2 separate regions of the Mus musculus genome follow, and region 1 is linked to region 2. The links are chromatin loops, found by intact Hi-C in ENCODE. Cell type or tissue: left cerebral cortex. All regions are shown on one strand. Each heading gives the region's core, and the rest is flanking DNA. Links, peaks and the distances in the headings are about the cores only.

Region 1 (6,269 bases), core at 915-5,914, 210 kb after region 2:
TTTTTGGTGGTTTCTAGCAGGAGTATTGAATTAACTTATTAGATATTGTTATTGCCCAAATGGAAATGTCCATCTCTATTGATGATAAAATAACAAATAAAATCATACTTTTGACTATGATGTCCTAGTTTCATTCGGTGTTTTACCCTGACCAAAAACAATTCAAGGAGGAAAGGGTTTATATTTGGCCTACACTCTCAGGTCACAATTAATCACTGAAGGAAGTCAGGGCAGGAAGTTGGGCTAGGATCTGAAGCAGATACCATGGAGGAACACTGCTTGCTCAATAGGCCATGCTTACCTAGCTCTTTATTATTATTATTATTATTATTATTATTATTATTATTATTATTATTATTATTTTACTTTTTAATTTTTTTATTTTACTAGCCCAGGACCTCCTTCCTAAGGAAGGACACTGCCTACAGTGGGCTGGTCCCTTCTACATCAACTAATAGTTGAGACAATCCTCCTTAGACATTGATACATGCCAACTTGATCTAGGAAATTGCTTAGTTGAGGCTTCTCTCTTGGATGACTCTAAGCTGTGTCAAGTTGTTAGTTAAGGGTAACCAGGGCATATGGTATATTAGAAAGTAAATCTGACATAAGTATACTTTCTTCCACAGACAACATTGTTTTCTTCTTACTGTCCCAAATTACCACCTTATTTAGTATAAACAAGGATGTTGATTTTAAAACATTATACTTATGTTATATAGATTCTCTTTCAAGTCTTTGCTCTGACATTTAAATTTGTTTGCAATGACATTTACACCAATTGTTTAGATCTATGTAGAGGAATTTTAATCCACCAACATGGCTACGCTGGCAAGAAATCACATCCAAAGACCTTCTAGATCTGTGTGATCCAACTCGAATGACACATCTTTAATCCCTCTCACTGGAATACACACACACACTCACACACACACACACACACACACACACACACACACACACACACCCTTAGTACCTTTAATCTCAATGTAGGTAAGTTAGTTTTTGGAAACAAGCAGTCACATTTAAAAGTGACATCTCATTGAGGGTCAGAAAAAGTGAGGAATCAGAGAAAGATGACAGAATAAGTCAGAGATAGGATATACCCAATTCTCATGAGAACATCACAGGAAACAGAGAAAGAGGGAGAGAGAGAGAGAGAGAGAGAGAGAGAGAGAGAGAGAGAGAGAGAGAGAAAGAGAGAGAGAGAGAGAGAGAGGTTTTACTGGACCATTTTTACAGAGACAGGTTGCAGGTAAAGACAGAATGAGCCAGAGAATGAGAAGGAACCAGAAGACATATTGCCAGAGTTAGTTTAAGGCCAAGCAGAGCAATTTAGTCAGAAGCTGGAAGAAGCCAGTTTGGATCAGTCAGCTTGGAGGGGAGTTTGCACAGGAACACCTGAGTTTATCCAGCCAGCCAGAATTCAAAAAGAGCTAAAACAGCTGAACTTATTCTTCTGCAGTAAGCCTCCAAGATGACAATTACATCTGACAGATAAAAGACACTTTTACAGATCTATATTTAGCAGAACTCAGTAGTCAATATGTAGCATTCCAGCAACTCCTTAGCTCCTTTATATAGCTTTATATAATTGAAGTTTTTTTTTTAAAGGAATGGGACATGAGGAAGTATATTTTCTGAATTCCTATATGCCCATACCATATTTTTTATATCTTTTACATGTTAAAGAGAATTTGAACATAAAATTATGTAGAATTTTTAAAGATTCTCTTCTTCTGTAAGTAACAGATGGAATGAAATGTGATATTAGATTATGTCTACAGCTTTATTGGTAGCTCGTATATTGATTAGAAAATCATTGTAGTTAAATAATCCATGCTAGGGGAATCACTAAGTTTTATTTGGTAGTGAGTTTAGGCATTCCCTCTTCACACATGGCATATCCCAACACACTTCCTGGTAGGAGTCTCAGACTGTCACCAGAGCCCTCCTGTGACAACACTCAGACTCCATTCACTTCAGGTCCCACCAGTTTTTGGGTCTGAAGTCAGAAGCTCTAGGACTTCCCAGTGTTGGCTTCACATTTGATCCGAGCCAATCACCGTGTTTCTGGACATTGCTTAGCTCCATGAGCTGTAGCTGACTGTAGCTGTGCCTTCTCATGCTGCAGACAGCCTACCCTTGGGCTGTCCACAGGCAACCTTAAGGTTATCACCACCAACCTTATCTGGGTCATCAGCCTCTATGGCTCCTTGCCTCTCTGGTCAGTGTGGCTTTATTTTCTTCTGCTTTTGCCCCACTGTTAGACAGGAGTGATACCTTGTGAGTGAAGAAAGATCAAGAGACATCCCTGGGTACCTATTTGAGGTGTCCTTGAACATTTAGCTGCAGTTTAGATGCTCTTAGAACATTCTGTGATTCACAGCTTGGAGACTGATCTGCTTAAAAACAGATGTTCATGCTTTAATTTCTATTTCCAGGAAAAGGAGGGAATGCAAGATGTATGTGATCTCTTCCCCAGTTGAACTTGTGGCCTCACCTGTGACCCTAGGAATCCAGACAAAGAGAGTTTGGATTTTGTACATGGTGGGAAAAGAATGTGTGTCTATATTCCAGGGAGCAGTGTGCTGCATTGCATCTTGGGGAGTTTCTGAGAGCAGGAAAGGAGTCCAAGAAAAGGTGAGTGTCTGAGCACTGCAAAGCAAGACTTGGAAATCCAGACATCCCCAAGGAGTGTTCAGGGGAGGCAGCCTTCATAGCACCCAAGCACTGGAGGGAACCTGTGGGGTGTGTTAAACTAATTTGAAATAGAAAGTAGACAAGGCATGCTGAAAGGGTCCCTAGACTAATGAGAGATAGAAAGATAATAGCATAGTATGAGTGGTTGGTGTGTGTGTGTGCTTGTGCACATGTGCGCACATGTGTGTGATTTAAGCTGCATATACACAGAGTAGCATCTGCTGGAAGGTTGAGATGGCTATAATGAAGCTTCACAAGCATAAAGACATTTAGGGGAAGATTAACTCTGGGAAACTCTGTGTTTGTGGAAGGAACAGATGACTGGCTCTGAATGGGAAACGGGCAATAGACATCGAGTGGAGAGCCAGAGGCAGCTCTGCCTTGTTCTCCCAGGGAAAGGCTAGGCACTAGGACAATACCCAAGATAGACAAGTTCTAATGACTGTTGGTTTTGTGTCTAGCCAGACGGTGTGTCCTGGATCCCACAAGTAAAGGGTGAAGCTGCTTGTAGGATGGATCAATCTCATAGGGACTTCTGCTGGTTCCTTTAGTTAAAGAACTAAGGGAGTCAGTTTTTCTCCATTCTGGAAGAAATGGGCATCAGAGGGCAGTGTGGAGCTCCTGAGAAAAACAGAAGGGTGGATTGGATTTTTTTTTTTTTATTCACAGACCAAGGAAAGCTTACAGAATTTAGAGAAGTAATGTGTGTGGAAAGTGAGTGTGTGTATGTGGGGGGGGGGGTGTAAGAGGTGTGAGTGGGGAGGCAACTACCATTTTTACATTCAGGCTCCTGTTAGCAGGATTGGGTTCTTGACTGCACAGACTCAAGTATTATCCTCCCCCAGAGCCTCTGGTGAAATGGGATTCTGGAGAATTGGTTTTTGTAGCTGGGTCCCCTATTTTTCATTCATTCATTCATTCATTCATTCATTCATTCATTCATATGTCTGTGGGCACCCATATGCCAAAGTACACATAGGGAGGTCAGAGAAAAGCTTGCTAGGGTTAGTTCTCTCCTCCCACCATGTGGTGCCTTGAGATTTAACTCAACTGTTAGGCTTGGCAGCAAGCACCCTTACCTACTGAACCATCTTGTGGTCTCTGGAGCTGGGCTCTCTACAATCGTTGTCTTTCTTTCTACTTCTTCAGGAGCGAAGGGGTGGCTAAAGCCCATTTTGTCTGATACCTTCTTGTCTGCTGGTCATAGCTTCACAAGAAGACCTTCAGCAAACTGGGCAGGCCTACCAGTCTCCATGGCTCTCCTGGGCTGATGATGGGCAGGTGCTTCCTCTTCTCTCTTCTGCCACCCTCAGGGAACTCAATTCTCTAGCACAGGAGAGAAAATTAAGCAAAGCAACAGCATAGATTTATTTTGATTGCACAGAAGAATCTCATCTGCATATATTAGAGTAGAGGCAATAGTCAAATGTATTAAAGCGTATTTTTTCAATATAGAAATTTCTTGGTATTAGCCAAAGCTTTGACATTGGTACCTCTGGGCTCTAGAGACATCTGAAGATCAGGAGGAGCAGATGGGACCTTCCATGACTGACCTCCCAGGGCCCCAGACAGGTGCTGCTATTGCTTGCTATCTTCCCTAGCTGTCTGCCATGAGGCTTGCTGTTCCCATAGCACTCAGTCATTTAGATTTAAGGAACTGAAGCTACTTTAAAAAATGTAAATGTTGCCTGTAAGGGTAACATATTAAGATATAATTTGCATTAGCTTGAATTAATTTTTTCAGATTAGCACTGCTCCCTCATGAGTGTTCAGAACCAGTGGAAATTGGTTTTGATTGGGGATGGGGCAGGAGCCAAGAGGTGCCAGCTGGGAAGGCAGGGTAGGTTGGACCTTCACTGTGGAGGGCAGCCACAGGCACTATCTGTTTGTCTGGGGATGCGCTGGATGCAATGCGAAGAGCCAGGGCACCAGAGCCAAGCTTGTGAGCGCTGGATGCATTAGCAGGCAGCCTATCGATCATCTACACTCTACTGATGGCTTACTCAATTGCCGACTCCTAATCACCACACTCATTTCATTTCCTCTGCCAAAGATGAGTGTATTAGTGACTGTTCTCAATGCTGCTTACAGAGCACCTGATGAAAGCAACTTAAGGAGTTCAGGGGAGACCAGCCAGTTGATGCTTGCTGTGCAATAATCCAGAGTCCAGTATGGTACTTCCTAAGAGACTTGGATGCTCACATGCATGCCCACATCTATCTGTCTCAGTTTCTCCACTGGAAGAAGAAGGATAATATAGCTCACAAGGATGCTGCAAAGATGAGCAGAAAGCAGTCACTCAACAAATAGTATTATACATTCATCTGGATTTTCAAGGAAGTAGCAACATGAGGAACAGGTCCCCATATATGATATCCAAGTCATTAGGAAGGATAACTGATACACTCCCTAAAACGTAACAAGGCAAGATACAGCTGGACTCTTAAGCCCACCAAGGTTCCCAGGTGGCCACTCCATTATCTCCACAGATTGACGAGACCTTTAGGACTAATGGACCCTTCCACAGCCTGTGAGAAATTAGGTTCATGAGCAAAACCACTCAGGAAGCTATTCTCTTTTATTACTCACAGTATGTAATGGATGCCTGAATACGCTTTCAAAAACAACCCCCCCCCCCCACAACTCTATATGAACATGAATTCAATCTGGTGGCACTGTGTTTGGTTCATGGTGACTGCTCACTATGGGGTGGGCCCTTGAGGCCTCCTTAGTCCTTGTCCTGACCCTTTCAGTCACTGGTGCTGTCCATTACGGTGTGGGTTTTTGTAACTAAGCTTTATGTCTATTTTGTATGGGTATTCTGGAAGACAAATTCAAAGACAGAACCTTCAAGAAGACCAAGTGCAGTCCATCACAACTCAACAGCAAGGGCAAGAGAAAGGTAAGAAAGAACTTACCACACCACTTTGAAATATGATTTCTGGGGAAGGTGGCTGCTTCATTTCATTCTACTGTGGATTAAAATTATTCAACAGGTAAAGGTGTGGTTTTTGGCTTTCAGAAGACTATCACATATTGAGTTTCTACCTATGAGAGCCTCCATGCTTCAGGTGAAATAAAAGAAAACTAGAGGGTCTGTTTCCTAAGGAGGAGGGTTAAAATCCCAGCCTTAACATTTAGTGTGTATACTTGAGCAACCTGCTTAGGCTTCTTGGCCCAGAGGCTGTCCATCTTCAGGTGAAATAATAAGTAGTCAGAAGTCTACAGCCCCAAATGATTCTAACTGCAGAGTTCAAATGCAAGGGCAAACTGACAGAAGCAATTTATTCAATGTACATGGGTTGTGTTTCTTTTAAAATTTTAGCTTTAGGGTTGACTTTGTTGGGGGCTTTTGAAGTGTGATGTGTGTGTGTGTGTGTGTGTGTGTGTGTGTGTGTGTCTGTGTGTGTGTGTCTGTCTGTCTGTCAGATTTGGGCAGGATCTCACTCTCTAGACCAGGTTGGCATGCAACTCATATATAATCCAGGCTAGGCTCAAATTTGAACCAATCCTCCATCTTCAGCCCCCTGAGTCCTGGGATTACAGGTGTGAGCCACCATGCCCAG
Region 2 (6,269 bases), core at 422-5,421:
CATTTTACTAACAGCATTCAGGTAAACTGCAGCCTCCCCTACCCCCCAAAGGCCTTTTTCCTTTTCCTTTCTGTTACCCCTTGGCTGAGATTTAATCTCGGACCAGCCAAACTGCCCAGGGTCCTTCTGTCTGCTCATGTTTCTGGAAGTCTTCCAAGATGTGATTTGGGACATGGGCTAATTTGCCACACAGTCCTGGATCATGCTGTCCTGGAATGTCAGTTTCTTCTACAGATGTCTGAAGGGATTATTCTAAATCCCATTAACCCTTTCCTCTTCAGGGAAGTGTACCTTACACATAAATGTCTTGTGTAGAGGTTTGCACGGTGACAGTAACTTATAGGGCTAAGTCCTGTGTGTGGTTTTGTGAGAGGCAGAGTGTGATGCATAGACAGAGCTAAGATTACAGATGTGGGAGCACGGAAGCCAGTCACCTTGAGAGGATAAGTCTCTGGATGTTCGCAGATGTCTATGGGGAAAAAGCACCCCATGTATTTCCTCAGATCAAACATGGAGGTTTAACATAGCTTGTCTAGACATGCAGGCCCGATGGGTTCTAACTTCTGAGAAGCACGCATACCTGAATGCATCTCTTTCCTGCACATGAACCTTCACTTTATCTCAACACAGCAGTGGTACTCAGTGCATAAGTGAGAGGAAAAGGAGAATGAGAGGGCCTGCTCCTGGCTCAGCCTACAACAAGAAAGCAAGATGCAGAACGGAATGTAAGATGGCCAGGATTGGCTTCCTCCTCCTCCTCTTCCTCCTCCTCCTCTTCTTCTTCCTCCTCCTCTTCCTCCTCTTCTTCTTCCTTCTCCTCCTTTCCTTCCTGTGTGCATAGCACCAGAGAGTAGGCCACACTTATCTGGGCAAGCAAGACTCCATTATGCCTGAAAATGTTATTTTAACAGTTGGGAATTCCTTTCTCTTGGAGAAAAACTAGATGGGAGGGGAAAGGCAGGGTCTCTTTTCCGTTATATGTAGAAAGACATTTACAATTCTTCCACTACTTGGTCTTCAGTCAATATTTCCAATACACTCTCCTCCGTTTTGCATGCACCCCAAGGTAGCCAAGAATTTGTCACTGTGCATTAAGCAAGCTACGTTTCCACATTTCCTTTGCTTAAACTCTTTCCTCTTGGGATTTTCTATTTACCCATCTGTTGGACTCCTTAAAACCCATCTCAGACTAATTTGCTCTTGGAAGCTTTCTTTTACTCTCTGACACAGAAATGGTAATTTTTCACTTGACATATTATTTGTTGGACTGCCCCCATTAAACTGAATTTTCAGATAACAGGGACCATTTTGTTGTTCTGAAGTACATGTGTCTAATACTTAAAGCATCTGGGATTAAGGTCTTAACTGTGGTGGTAATGCAGGCCCTTAATCCGAGCATTTGTGAGGCAGAGGGGCAGAGGCAGGTGAGTTCCAAGCCAGTCTGGTCTACAGACCAAGTTCCAGGACAGCCAAAGATACTTGGGTAAACATTTTTTTTAATTTAGTTTTTAAAATTTAATTAATGGATGGGTGATGTGGGGGCTGCCTTGCCAAAGGTGTCCATTTGAATTATGTATAGGATTTTATCCTTTTGAGACGGACCTTGAGCTTGTCACCCTCCTGCTTCAGCCTCAGTGCTGGGATCACTGATATATGCCATCTCTGACTGACAACATTTAATAGAAGCTAACCTTCTGAGACAAATATCTAAACACAGAACCAGCAAATGTTGCACAAGAGCGGTTGGGATTACACTGGAATACCTTTCCATTTCAAAAACTCTGAAAGCCAGGAATCTAAAACCAGGAACAGCGTATTCCTTCTGAGGGCTCTGAACGGTGAATCTGTTTTCTGGCTGTCTCTGGTTTGAGGAAGTCTCTTTGTATGACATTCTCTCACTTGGATATTGAGATGTCAAAATTTTCCTTTATTTTCCACTTAAGCTAGTGTTTTACTATGTTGCCTAGAACAGATCGGGACTCCTAAAATCAATGCCCCAGCTTCAGCCTGCAGGGTAACTCTAATGACAGTGCATTGCCATCCTTAGCTGGGGTTTCTTTTTGGTTAAGGACACTTTCAATGTGGTACCGGGCTGGAGAACATCTGATAAGGGCACCCAGACATTGGATTTGTCAAACCCAGGACTGTCAAAAATGAAGCGAAAGAAGAAGACACAAACTAACCTGGCAATTTAAAAATCCAGGCCTCTGGCTTCTCACCCACCCACTGGCCCCAGGTATTTCTGACTGCCTAGCGAAGACTGAACAGCAGGGGGCGCTAGTGTTTGCCTCCAAGTCGGCCGAAGGGTGCCGCGAGTCGAAACCACTCCCAGGAGTGCTTTCGGCAGGGAGGGCCGAGTTTGCACTGCGCAGCCGCGGGGGCGGGACTGGCCTCGGTCCCGGAAGCCGGAACCGCTAGCTTGTGAGTCTTCGGTCCGAAGACCATGAGCGCGGCGGGTGACCTTCGTCGCCGCGCGCGACTGTCGCGCCTCGTGTCCTTCAGCGCGAGCCACCGGCTGCACAGGTGGGGTGTGCCCACGTGTGTCACCGCACGCGCGGGTCTTGTCCCGCTATGTCCCTGGGGGGCGTGGCCACGCGCGTGGGTTAGAGCCGAGCTGGGGCGGGCCGAAGAGGAAATGGTGAAGGTGCGGAGCTGCACTACCGGCACTCACCCGGGAGAGGGCGGTATAGCTCCGATCCCGGAGGATCCACTCTGGAGAGTTTCCCTCCAGAGGTTGCCCACATCCAGAGGTACAATGACAGGAGCATGGGCTACCGGGTGCAACCCAAGGTAGTTTTCATCCCCCTTTTACCAAAAAAGTAAAACCAGCCTTGATACTTTCCAAAGGAGCAACACAGTCGGGAATTGAATCCCAGAGAAACAAGACCGCACCTGAGAGTTGGTTTCAAAGGGAGCTTCGTTACTCACTTGAAGGTTTGCTCTTTGGATCTGCATGTCATCATCAGAGAACGGCCTTTTCTAACAACAGGGTTGTCATAGGGAACAGCTGACACTTGTCATCCCTCTACCCCCACCCCTCCGTGTGGTCAAGTTGGGTACAGTGAGAATTTTCTTCAAAAGTCTTGTGAGCTGTACTGCTCTAAGTGCGCAGTAGGAGAGAGTGAAGGGGATAAGAAAGAGTTTAAAGAATTTAAATAAAAAGTTGTGTTTGTGTGTGCTTGTGTGCTGTGTGCACAGCTTGCACGAAAGAGTCTGTGGAAGCCAAAAGAGGATTCCTTGAAACTGGAGTTACAGGCTTCTGAGCTGTCACGTGGGTGGGCTGGGACCTGAACCCTGGTCTTCTGCAGTAGCAGTAAGCACTCTTAACTGCTAAGCCATCCTTCCGGCCTCTCAAAAGGGATTTTTATAATAGGAAGCTTACACACAAGGTTAGTAAGGATGCACAGATAAGTTGACTGATACAGATTCATTAAGCTAATTGTTTTCTGTCTGGAATGACAGCCATGTGTAGTAAGTTTAAAGTTTCACCTGACTTGAGTGTCCTGGAACACATTGGTAAGGTTTCCACTAGGCAACTGCTGAGGCAGAGGAGGGCAAGATTGTGAAAAGAAGAGCCTGAGGTCATTATTTGTCAGGAGGAATGACGTTTTTAAGCCGCTGGAGGATATGTATGTCTTCGTGCTTATCACTGCTCCTTGCTTCATCTCTTATCCCATAGCTAATACTCAGGGCTTGTTGAATTGGAAGGTGGAGCCGGGATGTAGCACAGTAGGTAGAGTGCTTGACTACACAGTGCCTGCTTACATAGATCTCAGGACTTGGGAGGTGGAGGCAAGAGGGTCAGAAGTTGGAAGTCGTGCTAAGTTACCTAGTGAGTTTGAGGCCAGCCAGGGATAGAGGAGACCTCGACAGAGAGAGGGCAGGAGAGACAGTGCTGACTATGGGCAGAGTTGTTGACATCTTACTGTGGACTAAGTGGGTTGAGATGAAGGTCTTGGATGATTTATGTGGTAATCTAGTTTAATTAGAGAGTGGAGTGTTGGTTCTTGATAGAAACGGGGATCATGATATGCAAGCGATCTAACCAGTTGATCATCTACAGTGACATGAAATTGTAGAGTTTTCTGGACGTCTGAACTTCGGGCTGACCTCTATCTTTCTCCTGTCAGCCCATCTCTGAGCGATGAAGAGAACTTAAGAGTGTTTGGGAAATGCAACAATCCGAATGGCCACGGGCACAACTATAAAGGTGAGGGAGGGGCACATTCCCTCCTAGCCTGTTGGGAAGAAGGACGAGGGGGCTGGGAGCCAGACGCTTCCGGGACAGGGTCAGGGCTCTGAGCCCTTCAGTGGAAATTCAAGACAGAGTCATTGTCTTGGTTGGATGGGTGTTCTGGTTTACCTCACAATTGTCTACCATGTTAAAGACAGTAGAAAACAACAACAAAATGAGTTAAAGCATTTTCTTTGACATTCAAATGCATAATAAAACTGCCATTCGCTGTTTCCTTTTAATTATGTTGGGCTAAAACTAATGTTAAAATTTGATTATAGTGAATGTTTGAGGACACAGGTATGTTTAACCTGATTTAAACATGATACCATGTATATATGAATTGAAACATCAAATAGTGCCCCTTTATATGTAGACTTTTTATATTTTATGTATTAGCTAAAATGTAAAACTTCATAGTAAAATAAAAAGCAATTATTTTGAGTAAATACTGGCTAATGAAACGTAAATTACTTAGGGTGCATTCTATTGCAGAAAAGGGGGCTTTCTAAAAATGATTTATTGATTTATTTTATGTATGTGAGTACATTGTAGCTGTACAGATGGTTGTGAGCCTTCATGTGGTTGTTGGGAATTGAACTTTTAGGACCCTCTGCTCATTCAGGTCAACCCTGCTCGCTCTGGTCAGCCCTGCTCGCTCAGTCCCTGCATACTCTGGTCCAAAGATTTATTTATTATTATACATAAGTACACTGTAGCTGACTTCAGATGCACCAGAAGAGGGGGTCAGATCTCCTTACAAGTGGTTATGAGCCACCATGTGGTTGCTGGGATTTGAACTCAGGACCTTTGGGAGAGCAGTCAGTGCTCTTACCCGCTGAGCCATCTCATCGGCCCCCAGGAGTTTGTATATAAAACTTTTCTGGTAGTATCCTAAGAAAGTGATTTGTGGGAGGAGAAGGGACATGATTCTCAGAACAGGCCTCCTAAGCCCTGGAGTGGAGTGGTGTATGGTGAGACAGGGTTACAGAAGGCTTGGAGAGATCAGAGTTTGTGGTTTAGCTCCTGACTCTCATTTCCTGTTACCTCTTAGCCTCAGTGTGCTTACTCACAATGAAATACCCAGTGGTGTGTGTGTGGAAGGGAAAAAGTCCAAACTTATAAAGGTGCTGACCAGTTTTCAAGCACATCAGGTGACTACCCGCTGTTTTATGAGCTGACAGTGAACGACGACTGGTTTTGCCTGCAGAGGAGGTGGGTCAGTTTGCTACATAGCTGGATGCGCATGCGCATTTCCCACTTTACAGGCAGAGACTGAGCGGCATCTCCCTCCTCCCAGTGATGGCAGCCTTATAAGCAGGAAAGCTTCACTCCTTTTTGGATTTGCTAATTTTCTCTGCTCAGCCAAAGCTTCCTCCAAGCTCCTCTGTCAGAGCTGAGTCTTCATTGACCGATAAAAAGATCTTAATGAAAAGAATACCTATTTGGAGAAAAGTTGAAGTATAGCCTTGGGGACCGTAGATCTATGTTTCTGTCGCTAACTTGCGCTAATCTGTTGAAAGTCATGTTTTGTTGGTATTTTTTGTTTTCTTTCTCACAGTTGTGGTGACAGTCCATGGAGAGGTACGTGCTGGAAAGGGGCTGTGAATTTGTTCAGATCGTGGGGCCACCTTCCAGACACTGGTGAAGTCTGTGTTGAAAGCTTGTGTTTCAGTTGCTTCATGGCTGTGTGGTGAGCTGCCGCCTTGCCAAGCCTGGCTGTTATGTGTGCATGGGGAGAAGAGCCATCCAGTGGAAAGGGTGTTGCCGGGACATGGCATTTCTGTACCCAGAATAAGAAGTGTCTCTAGGGTGAGGGAATGTGGTCAGTCTGCATGTTGTACAGCCTTTACTAACTCGTGAAGTTTATTTTACATTTAGACAGGGTCTCATGTTCAAGGCTGCCCTTGAACTTCCTGTGTTGCCAAGAAAGGCTTTGACCTCCAGATCCTCCTGATTCTGTTTCACAAGTGACGGGATTGCAGGCATGAGCCATTCCCCAGCTTTGTGAAAGCGTTCATATGGAGAGCCTGCT

The links. Peaks named below come from ENCODE experiments on the same cell type or tissue, not always from the same donor. Only the 100,000 strongest peaks of a DNase experiment are listed, where the experiment ranks them.
Region 1: it touches region 2 in a loop (4-fold over the local background); 19 of 42 quality-filtered maps call a loop at or near these places.

Annotation. Positions count from the first base shown.
Region 1 is chr9:50,317,967-50,324,235 of GRCm38, reverse strand. No RefSeq gene overlaps it. Among named protein-coding and RNA genes, the nearest start is that of Gm39336, 19 kb to the right of the region's middle. In left cerebral cortex, for the core only: a CTCF peak has its summit at 3,304 (motif pointing right); a DNase peak (open chromatin) is centred at 3,280.
Region 2 is chr9:50,524,811-50,531,079 of GRCm38, reverse strand. Pts (6-pyruvoyl-tetrahydropterin synthase) reads left to right here and starts at 2,424. Exons shown (of 6, transcript NM_011220.3): 1 at 2,424-2,523; 2 at 4,131-4,210; 3 at 5,796-5,818. The coding sequence starts at 2,444. In left cerebral cortex, for the core only: CTCF peaks have their summits at 2,282 (motif pointing right) and 2,673 (motif pointing right); DNase peaks (open chromatin) are centred at 2,357 and 2,633; H3K4me3 peaks cover 821 bases; H3K27ac peaks cover 775 bases.